2 separate regions of the Homo sapiens genome follow, and region 2 is linked to region 1. The links are chromatin loops, found by intact Hi-C in ENCODE. Cell type or tissue: HepG2. All regions are shown on one strand. Links, peaks and the distances in the headings refer to the core of each region. The heading gives the core; the rest is flanking DNA. Region 1 holds the start of SALL1 (spalt like transcription factor 1). Region 2 overlaps LOC107984887 (a long non-coding RNA gene).

Region 1 (5,370 bases), core at 318-5,317:
GCATCAATCCCCCAAGATGGGAGTTTGCAAAACTCGCCAAGCGCCTCCCCCGGGTGCGGTTCCTCTCCGCCAGTGAGGTCGCGACCCCGGCGCAGCTGCCGCCTCACTTCGGGCTATCCCCATTCGCTATTGCGGATCAGCCCCTAAGTACCAGGCCCTCTGGCGGAACCTGCAAGTCCAAACTTCGCTACCCGGATTCCCCAGTAGTCCCCCCCCCACCCCACCTCCACCCAGAGTTAGGAGGGTGCTACCGCACGTAGAGCGCGCAGGTCTCTGGGGTGAGCAGGGCGCGTGGAGGGACTCCAGGAGTGGCACCTCACTCCCGCTCGCCGCCTACTTTCGACCCGCACAAAAATAAAGAATAACCCCCACTCTGCTTCTGTTTTTATTGATGTATTTCTTTGCATCGCGGCACGCGGAGCCTCGCCAGCGCCCTGACACTGCAGCGCCCGCACCAGCGAACCACGGAACTTGGGACCGAGACAATGGCCCGTAATTGATGTATTGCCATCAACAATAAAGACCAATTCTCCTCTCCCCGCCATTCCGACCATCCCCCTCCTCCCATCCCCCCCTCCTCCACCTCCCATCTCCTTTCCCGGGGCCACCGAGGGAAAGAAAACAAACAAGAAATTAGCGGGGGACGCCAAGCGCAGATCGAAACGCCCGCCTCTACGCCGTCGAGGACGCAAAAAAACGAAAAAAGTTATTAAAGTTTGGATCCCCCAATTTATTCGTCTCTGCTCGCCCATTTTTAATTAAGCATCGCGTAGCTGCTTTTCGCATGTTCATTTCGTTTGGTTGTTTGTTGTGGTGTTTTTTTGGGGGGGGGGAATTTTTTTTTTTCCTACACTTAATCTTAAATCACACGTAGACCAAGTAACAAACACGTGTGAAGTTATTCCCGGGAGCTTCCTGCTGCGCACGCGGCGCGCACCAGGAGAAAAGCTTTGCGGGACCGCCAGCTCCGCTAGGTTCCTGGCTGCATGCGGTGCCCGGGAGGCCCGGACTTTCAAGAAGCCAAGATTGTTAGAGAAGGATGCGGGCGGCTCCAAACACGGGCACATTCCGGGAAAGGAGTGTGCAAGTGCACACAAACGCGTTCGTGTACCTGGGACAGTGTGGATTGGTGGGTGTGCGAGGACCCCTGTTTGTGAGATGGAGGCGGGTGCGGGATTTACACGTGCTCCCGTACACGTTCCCCGGGGTCTGGGAGATGCGAGCCGCTCACACCCCAGGAGTGCGCAGATCCATCTTTGCCGAGGGATCTCTTTAAATATTCAGTGAGAAATAATGGCATTTGAAGCACCACCTATGGAAACATTATTATCTTCATTCTTCAACATCAGCCCCACTGATAGCTTCGTTTGTCTTTTTATCAAAATCTACTGTACCCATCAGGACCTGGCGAGAACGGGAGAGCGAGGCGGAGAGGGTGTGAATGTGTGTGTTAGGGAGTGAGCGAGGGCAGAAGATAAGTAAGAGAAAAGGTGGAAAACGGACGAGCAGGGAGAGAGAAGGGAGAAGTTATACCAATAAAAAAAAATAAAGTCAGCAGATGAAAAACAGAAACATTCATCGGCACACACACACATTTACACCTTAAAAGAAAAGATTTAAGAAGCTAAGAGAAAGGGAAGGGTCCTCTACCGGAGCGCAGTACAGGTCCGGAGTACACGAAGTCGGCTCGGGAGACCGGTGCCCACTTCGCGCGAACCGACCGTGGCACCGGCCAGACTCAAGGGCGCTCGCGAATTGGGGCGTCCTTATGAGCCCTCTCCTTTCCTGATCGTGAGATAGGGCAGGGATTGTGTATCTGCACCCCCCTCCTCCCCCATTACTCAGCCGAAGTTTAGTTTAGTTTAGTCCTTCGGGCGCAAGACTTCGAGAACCTTGGAGCGAGGAGACCCCGAGGCGCGAGGGGAAAGAGCTAGGCTGAGCCGCGTACCGAGTCTCAGGTTCGCGGGCGCCTGAGCCCGGCAGAGGGATCGGGCTCCTGGCTCTGGGCTCTGGGGCGAGGGTAGGGAGGTTGCATCTCAGCTTGAGGGAGATGGTGATAGAGCGAAAAGTTCGGGCGCCGCGCTCGGCAAGTGCCCAAAAAGTGGAGGCGAGCTTCGGCGCCGCCAGGCAGCCTCGGACAGAACACCTCCCCACCGCCCTCCCCCCACCCCGCTTTCCGGCTCTGCGCCGCCACCTCGTCCCGGAAGGCTGGGGCGCGGCCCCCTCCCCAGGGCGGGGTGCCCAGGGGTCCCAGGGACTGGCCCAGTCCAGTGCCGGGTCCGCCCGGGCTGTGTCTCCCTAGGCCGGTGCTCGCTGCTGCGCTCAGTGTGAGCCGCAGCCCCTCCCCTCCCCCCGGCCGGAGCTGAACTCGGAGCCCAGGCCGGTCCCCGCTCTCCGCCCGCCCGGGGCTCTGCGGCGCCACCGCTGCCGCCGCCTCCCCGCGGAGTGACGCGCCCTGCAGCCAACCGGGGCAGCCGGGGGGGAGGTCCGGGAGGGGTCCTGGGCGGAGCCGGGCCGCCCCCTTATCCCACGGGCTCGGGGCTGCTTCTCCCGAAAACTTCAGCCCTAATTGTCCTGGGAATGTCCGAGGTAGAGAAAGGGAGCGAGGGAGCAAGCAAGAAGCTGGAGGATCAGTGCCCCTGGCGGGGAGGGGATGGGGTGGCGGGAGAACTGCCCCTCCCCCCAGCCACAAACCCATCAGGTTCCCAAACCTTTCCTGGATCCTCTTCTCCGCGCCCCCGCGAGCCCGGGATCCAGGGGATGGAGAACTCGGGGCGGAGGAGCGCCGAGCCAGGCGGGAGGGAGGCCGAGCCGTGGGCGGGAGGCGGACCGGCGTGGGGCTGGCTCTTCCCCACTCGCTTATTTTTTTTTTTAATGGGGGTGGGGGTGGGCTGCTTTCTGGTAGCTCTTAAAGAAACGAAGAAACACTCACGAAACGGGACGCCCTCCCCCCTGATCCCGCCGCGGGACTCCCTCCCCCCGCGGGCCGGCGCGCCTCGCCCCCGAGTTGGGAAGTTCGCAGCGCGCCGGCAGCCCGGGTCCCCAGCCCTCGCCGCCCGGCCCCACCCCCCACCCGGGGCGGCTCAATTCCGGGGAGGGCATGCTAATTTGGGTCGGCCCAGCCCGGGATTGTGGGGGGGGGCGAAGGAGGGAGGGAAGAGGGAGGGGAGAGGGAGAGAGCGGGGGGCGCCTGCCGGGGCGCCGGGCCCGCAGTGGAGAGGAGGCCGGCCCCCGGCGGCCGGGCCGCGGAGTCCCGGGCGGTCGCAAAGAGGGTTAACCCAGTGTCGGGCGGCGCGGCGCGCAGAGCCAGCCCCGCGGCCGGCTTATTGGGCCAGCGCGCGGAGAGACAGGGGTCTGCAGCAAATCACGAACTAATTGATTAAGGCGAGCGGGTTTGAATAGCGCTGGCCCGGTGCCAATCGCCTTTCAAAGAGCCCCTCTATGATTAATCGCAATGCATTATTGATAATCATAATTATAGCAGGACACATGCGCGCTGCGCCCGGGGCCGGGGAGCCGGGGAGGGGGCGGGCGGGCCGGCGGGCGGGGGGAGCCGCCGCCGCCGCCGCCGCTCGATTTCCGTAATTTTGAGAAGATTTTTTTTTAGTAATTTTTTATTCTGCCCCAGCTGATGTTTGAGCCAGCATGTCGCGGAGGAAGCAAGCGAAGCCTCAACATTTCCAATCCGACCCCGAAGTGGCCTCGCTCCCCCGGCGAGATGGTGAGTGCTCCGGCCCGCGCCGTGGACACACACACACGCACTCACACTCACGCACACTCGGACCCACTCACACGCGGCTGGCCCCCGCGCCCCCTACCTCACCGCCGCCGCGGCCCCGATTGCTTCTTCCACTCGGCGTAATTTTTTTTTTCTTTTTAATTTTCAATGTGCCTTTGCTGGGCTTTCCCCCGCTGCCCCGGGGAAAGCGAGCACATCTCCCGGCAGGATCTTTCCGGAGTTGTTGGGTCCTCCCGGGGGAAGGAGGGCGGGCATGCCGGCCTGGCTTCTCCGTCCCTGCTTTTCCGGGGATCCCAGCCGCGGCCAAGACCCGGGAGCCCCATGAGGCGTGGGTGCGGGTGGAGGTCGCCCCGGCCTGACCGCACGGGGCCCCTAGCGCTCCCGGCGCCGGCCCCAGGGCACCCGGCCCGGCCTCCGCCGCCCGGCCTTGCTGCCAGCGGTAAGGAAGTTTACTTCGGGCGCTGGGCTGAACTCCGAGCGTGGGGGAGTTCGCTGCGCCCCCCTGCCCCCACGCACACTCCCCCTCGGCCTGCGAGGCAGAACCGGGTGTCTTTGGAGGTTCAGAGCTGCAAGAAGATGGGGACTGGTGTCGGGGCGCCAGCGCCTGACCCGCTGGGGTTGCGGCCGGGGTGGAGAGTGCTGCTGGCCGCCAGTTGTTCCGGAGACGGTGCAAACGGACGGGGAAAGTGTCGGGGTCTGGCTCGCAAAATTTATCTCCGCATCTCTTCCCACAACACTTGCACCCTCTGCCCCCCAAAATCTTTCTGGTCGGTATGCGCCCTCTGCGGATCGTGGTGCTCCCTACTTCCAGGGGGGTCAGGGAAGAAGTCATAGAATAGTTTTCCAGGTTTGCGGGTGGCCAGCCAGAGTGGAATCCCCCCTGAAACAGGGGCACTTGTTTTCTCCGATGGAGGCGACAACTGTGGGTCCCGAAGGGGCTGAACAAGTCCAGAACAAAGTTTGTGTGTGGGGGCTATGGCAGAGAGTGGAAGAGATCCGGGCAGGGAGTTGGGGTACAAAGGGAGGACACCTGGAATCCCTCCTTGCTCCTAAAGGTGTTTCACGGTACCGGCCTCAAAGCTCCCAGGCCTAGCGCCCGAGGCGGTGTAGCGGCGCCCGGACTCGGGTCCCCGGGTCGTCCCGGCACGATGCTGGCCTCTCGGCTGTGGGAGGACGCACAAGGAGCAATCTCGGCGGGGTCTCAGCGGCTCCGGATGCCACTCGGGATGCCCACGCCCTAGGCGGCATTTTGGGGTGTGAAGGAGGGAGCTGGGCCCCGACAGAGCTCCGAAGCGTGACCCTGATCGGCACCTCAGCCCACTAAGCTGCGGCCGCCCGGGCCCCCAGGTCCCCGGCTCGTTTCCCAGAGGCCTGCCTCTCGGTAGAGCTGGGGCACAGTGAAGCGAAGGGACCCCCGCTCCCTTTACCCCTGATGTCGGGAAAGGGGAATCCTGACTTGGGGTCCCTGTAAAAAAATGGAGGACTTGAAATTAATTAAGAAATGCTTTACAATAGCCCTCCTCCCGGCCCCCAGTGTTTCCTCAAGCTTGAATCCTTACCCACGGCCTCTGCGATTTCTCAGTCCGCTGAAAAGAGCCCCTGAACCCCGCTTTCCACCCCAAGCGAAAGCG
Region 2 (5,370 bases), core at 152-5,151, 94 kb after region 1:
CTGCCCTCAGCCCCTGGATGCCATCTGCTATGTAAATGTACTTCCAAGCTAACAGGAGACCTTGTCGTAAGGTGTTAATTCACTTTAGTTTAATATCTGCAAAGGGTAGAATCATTTCTTTAATGATATAGGTAAATATTTCCAACGGGTGTGTGCGTGTGTGTGTGTGTGTGTGTGTGTGTGTGTGTGTGTTTCTTCCTCCCTCCCTCCCTCCTTCTCCCTTCCTCCCTCCCTCCCTTCCTTCCCTTTTTTACTCACTCTCCCAAGTCAAAGTATCCAAAAGCTCATGGCTGGATCTTCAACAGGACTTAAGGTTGCTTCCTCCCTGTGACTTGTGTGTCTGTTTCATGACCTCTCCTGTAAGTCACAGCCCCTGCTCTGAAGGTATTTTCTGCCTACTTGGAAAAACAAAACACAAACTTGGAAGAGAGGAAGGAAAATAAAGAAAATTGAGATTATAGACCATGTGTTTTGTACAACCACAGTTACTATAAGTGTTTGGAGAGGAAGGAGCTGGTTGCGAGCCAGAGTAGCCCAGGAAGGCTTCTGGGAGGAGTGGTAGTTGAGGTAGGGCTTGCAGGATATGTAGAGTTTGAAAAGGTAGCAGAGTAACGAAGAGGCATCCCAGGGAAAGGAGCAGCCTGGCAAAAAGGGGAGGAGGAGACTGACTGCGTTTAAGAGACGGGCACACTTTGGGGAAGAAGAGAGTCAGGTCAGGGTGGACCAAAGAAACCAGATGTTATTAATAATATCCCAAGGATAGTAATGGATTGGTTTGTTTGTTGGTTGGTTGGTTGATTATTTTTACTAGAATCTTTAAACTATAAAAGTAACACATGGAAGAAAATTCAAATAATTCAGAAGGGTATAGAGCGAGAAACGAAGGCTCCCCCACTTACCTCTCAGACTCCCAGTCCTAACCAGTGTTCTCTGTGAGCCTTACACAAGCACAGTGATAAATGAATACTCACTTTCTTTTTAAGCAAACACGGTCACATCAAACATACTTTGTTGCTACATGCACTTTTAAAATAAGAAACAAAATTTTAACATTTAGACCTTTTTCTGTTTCCACAGATTGCTCCTTGCCCTTATATTTAACTATCCCACGGTATTTTGTTGCATTGACATACCAGAAAATGTTTACCTGCCCTTTATGAAAAATCCAGTGGCATTGCTTAGAATTCTTTTTATTATTAAAAGCACAGCAATTGCTTCCCTTTGTCAAGTGGAGTGGTTGAGTCACATTATACATACATTTAAAATTTTGAAGGCCATTGTCAAATGACCCTCCAAAGAGATTTTACCAGCCAGATTTTCATTTCCATCTACAGTATGGGAAAATGTTTCTTTCCATCTATGGAAGGCACACTAGTCAAGAGGCAGGAGTGGGTGTCAGTGAGCCTGAAATGCATTATTTCTCCTTAATCTCATTGCTGCAGGACCTTAGGAAATGTATTTAACCAACCTCTTCATATCTCCGTTTGCTCATTTTAAAATGAGGATAAAAGTAGTGTTTATATCATAAGGTCAGTTTAAGTATTCAATGAGATGATGATACACCTAAATACTGAATTTGTGCCTTACACACAGCAAGAACTGAACAAATGGAACCTTGTTATTTATTTATTTATTTACTTTTTATTTCCATAGGCTTTTGGAAAACACGTGGTATTTGGTTACATGAGTCAGTTCTTTAGTGGTGATTTGTGAGATTTTGGTGCACCCATCATTCAAGCAGTACACAATGAACCCAATTTGTAGCCTTTTATCCCTCACCTCCTTCCCACTCTTTCCTTTCCAGTCCCCAAGGTCTGTTGTATCATTTTTATGCCTTTGCATCCTCATAGCTTAGCTCCCACTTATGAGAACATATGATGTTTGGTTTTCCATTCCTGAGTTACTTCACTTAAAATAATGGTTTCCAATCTTATCCAGATCACTGAGAATGCCATTAATTCTTTCCTTTTAATGGTTGAGTAGTATTCCATTGTGTGATACACACACACACACACACACACACACACACACACACACAGTTTCTTTATCCACTCATTGATTGATGGCGATTTGGGCTGGTTCCATGTTTTTGCAATTGTGAACTGTGCTGCCATAAACATGCTTGTGCAAGTATCTTTTTCATACAATGGCTTCTTTTCTTCTGGGCAAACTTTGATAGAAGACTCCATTGATGTTCTGATCCTATACCCTTTTAACTTTATCATTTCAGGGCATGCTGTCCAATGTCCAACTTCCCACTGTCAGCACCTGCAGGTCTTTGTCTTAAGTTTTGCTGGCTGTCCAGGGCTCACTGCAGGCCAAAAGGCTGGGGAGTTAATCAGCAGCCTCCCTCAGCAGCCTTTGACGAGTGTGTGACGGGAGCTGGTGTGTAAGTACCTCAGCTCTCTCTCCCTCAGAACCCGTAACTCTGACTGTTCCCTTCCCCTCCCCAGTCCCTTGTGGAATTAAGCTCTAGTGACAAAGGTAACTTGATTAATTTCTTCCCTTCCCTTCCCTTCCCTCTCTCCCTCCCCATTCTGCTCCTGGATTTCCTGGGATTCCTCCCAAATCAACCACTTCTACTAAAACATCTCAGAGTCTGCTTCTGGGGGTTCCAAATTAGACCAAATTTTAAAACTTTGCCCATTTGCTTTAAAAATACAATGTTTTAATTTTCATTACTTTCATTGTGAATAAGATTGGATTTATTTTCCTATGTCACTGGCCAAATGCGTTGCTTTTCTCTGCTATCTGCCTGTTCCTGTACTTTGCTCATTTATCTATTGGGCTGTTTGTCTTTTCCTTATTGATTTGTAAGAGCTCTTTGTAAATAATAAAAATTAGCCCTTTGTCTATTATGTGATGCTGTTTCCCACATTGCTGCTTGCCTTCTGACTTTGTTTAGGACTTTCTTTCTCTCTCTCTTTATTTTTGGCCATACAGAAGTTTAAAATTTTAATGTAATCAAAGAGAAGATCGGGTTTAAAATCACTGCTTCTTTCTATTTATTTTCTGCTTGGATTTAGTTCTTCCCATAAATGATGAATAGAACTCTAAGATGAGAAGGAGCCCTGTCAGAGTGCTCTTCTGTATACAGACAACTATATACATACATACATATATATATATATATATATATATATAAAATATAAAATTACACACATACACACACAGTGACGTTCACTGCTAATCTCTCTTTCCTGGAAATTATCCATGTGTGACTGCAGAAATTCTCTGTTCTCTGTGCATTTCTTTCTTGTTTCATAAACCGAGGTTTGCAGCATCAATATGCTTTTGTGTTACAGCCCGGTCTGGATGGAAGAAGTCCACCTGCATTTAACACCAGTTGTACAGAATTCTCAGTTCTCCTGTGTGCAACTGCTCAGAGTTAAGTATTCAGAATAATCAACTGCATATTTAAAGTTCTATCCATCTCTCTTCTTTAGATCTTAAGAGCTAAGGTTTGTTTTCTCTCTCCGTTCGTTGTATCCTACAGAATGCCTGCAGCCCTGGTTTGGGCTGTTTGGTTGGTGCTGTACATCTAGACCTGCCTTTTCCTGGCTTAGCTGTGTCTGGGAGTTAGTCTAAGCTGCAGGGATGGGTGGGGAGAGGGCTTCACTGCACTCAGGCTGTGGATGGAACTAGCAGCTTCGGCTGGAAGGCTCGAGGGTGGTTCAGGGCATGGATTATTGGACTCTCTCTCTGCTCCATGACCAAGTGTCCCCCTTGGCTGCTGACATTTGCATGGGTGTGGGGTAGAGGGAGGTTGCTCTTTAACCATTTCATGTCCACTGTAGTGTAGGTAACGCTAGCACATGCTGCAAGTGAGGATGCCAAACTTGCTATTTCCCACAACTTCTCTAGGTCTCCAAATACAACTAAGGAATAGAAAGGCATTTCTTTCTGTTCCTTGACAATGTCTAGCTTATTCTCATCTCGGCGTATCTACTTGCCCTCCCCCACTCACATTATTTTAGTCTTTACTCAAATGTTCCTTCTCAGAGTGACAATCCCAGCCCACCCCATCTAGAGAAACCACCTCTCCCGCCAACCATGCTCTATCATTTTACTACTTTATTATTAGTATTTTTTGCAAAGCATTGATCTCTACTGTGAACTGTGGTATGTATTGGTGTGCTTGTTTCTTGTAACCTGTCTCCTGGAATGTCCTCTCGGTGAAGGTACAGGCTTTGTCCCAGACGCTAACACCTGACAGATACACAAGGGGTGCTCCAAATGATACTAAACAGGATTCTTCCTCTGAAATGGAGGGGCCTAGGATGGATAGGGGGAATCAGTGCTGACTCCTCAGCTGGGGATGGCCTGGCACCCTCTCACAGGCTTCATGGTGATGGTGCCCACAGAACAGACACCTCTCATTCTCCAAAGAGGACTGAGGACCCAGTCTAGACTTCGTCCAGGGTGTCATTTATGTTTACAATTCCTAAAGGGAAATGACTAACCCTGTGATGTCAAAAAGAACTTGAAGCCTGCTCTAGGAGGTGGAGCTAAAAGAAAAACACTGAGTTGCTAGAAAGGAAGGAGGAAAGTCATTTGGAGAAGGGACAGGAGCTTAAGAAGGTACTGTTTGAAAGAGAAGGAGATTCCACGGTAAGGGCCCCCCAAATGCCCAAGAAGAAGGGGTGAACAGCCTTTCAGACACCTATAAAACTTTCCAATGCATGGTCCAGTTGACATATGGCCAGGAAAGGACATGTACAACTTAAAGGGAACAGTCTCCTGGGCATAAGCTATTACTTTTCAAAGCAGCCTAGAGAAAGAAATTGCATCGTGTTATTCTCATTCTCTCCCTCAATGTCTTTCCCTCTGAATTTCAATCTCTCTCTCTCTCTCTGTATGTCTCTCTGTCTCCATCCTTGTCTGTCCTACCCTTGTCCTGGAGCTCTCTATGTTCTCTGTGTGTTTTCTGATGTCTGCCTCTCTTCCCTTCTGAGATCCTTTTCTGATGGATGTGTGAACGGATGGTTTTGCATGCAAGCTCATCAGCAGTCACTTGAGTGGATTCCGTAAAAACTTTCTGAAACCAAATCAAATGAAAACCAACCCATAAACTGGGGAAAACAAAAGGGCCCTTTGGACTTGAAAAGGTTAGAGAAGACTGCAGGAGCTGCACACACCGTTCGATCGCGTTCGAAGCTGGGGTTTTAATTTAGTTTTCCTATTTACCCCGTTGAAGTTCCTCACTGCTCAACTGCTAATGCATTTCCAACTGAAATTTTGTAAATTATATTGGGAAACATTCTCAGCTAGAGTAGATTGTGCAAGCTCTCATAATGGCTTCCTGCTGCTGTGTCTGGCAATATAAGGCTCTTTGGGAGCAATGTGTATGTGGACGCACATCTTTAAGAA

What was found. A loop is a pair of places that touch in the nucleus more often than their neighbours do. Peaks named below come from ENCODE experiments on the same cell type or tissue, not always from the same donor. Only the 100,000 strongest peaks of a DNase experiment are listed, where the experiment ranks them.
Region 2: a loop joins it to region 1, with 8 times the contacts of the local background. A loop is called at or near these places in 4 of 110 quality-filtered maps.

The regions. Positions count from the first base shown.
Region 1 is chr16:51,149,517-51,154,886 of GRCh38, reverse strand. SALL1 (spalt like transcription factor 1) reads left to right here and starts at 3,617. Exons shown (of 3, transcript NM_002968.3): 1 at 3,617-3,721. The coding sequence starts at 3,646. RefSeq lists enhancers at 1-264, 3,920-4,420. In HepG2, for the core only: no CTCF peak of the experiment used is centred there; DNase peaks (open chromatin) are centred at 2,496 and 3,326; H3K4me3 peaks cover 3,710 bases; H3K27me3 peaks cover 984 bases.
Region 2 is chr16:51,055,600-51,060,969 of GRCh38, reverse strand. LOC107984887 (a long non-coding RNA gene) reads left to right here. Exons shown (of 3, transcript XR_001752177.2): 2 at 2,231-2,389; 3 at 3,306-5,370. Among named protein-coding and RNA genes, the nearest start is that of LINC02127, 41 kb to the right of the region's middle. In HepG2, for the core only: no CTCF peak of the experiment used is centred there; DNase peaks (open chromatin) are centred at 2,199 and 2,789; H3K4me3 peaks cover 1,389 bases.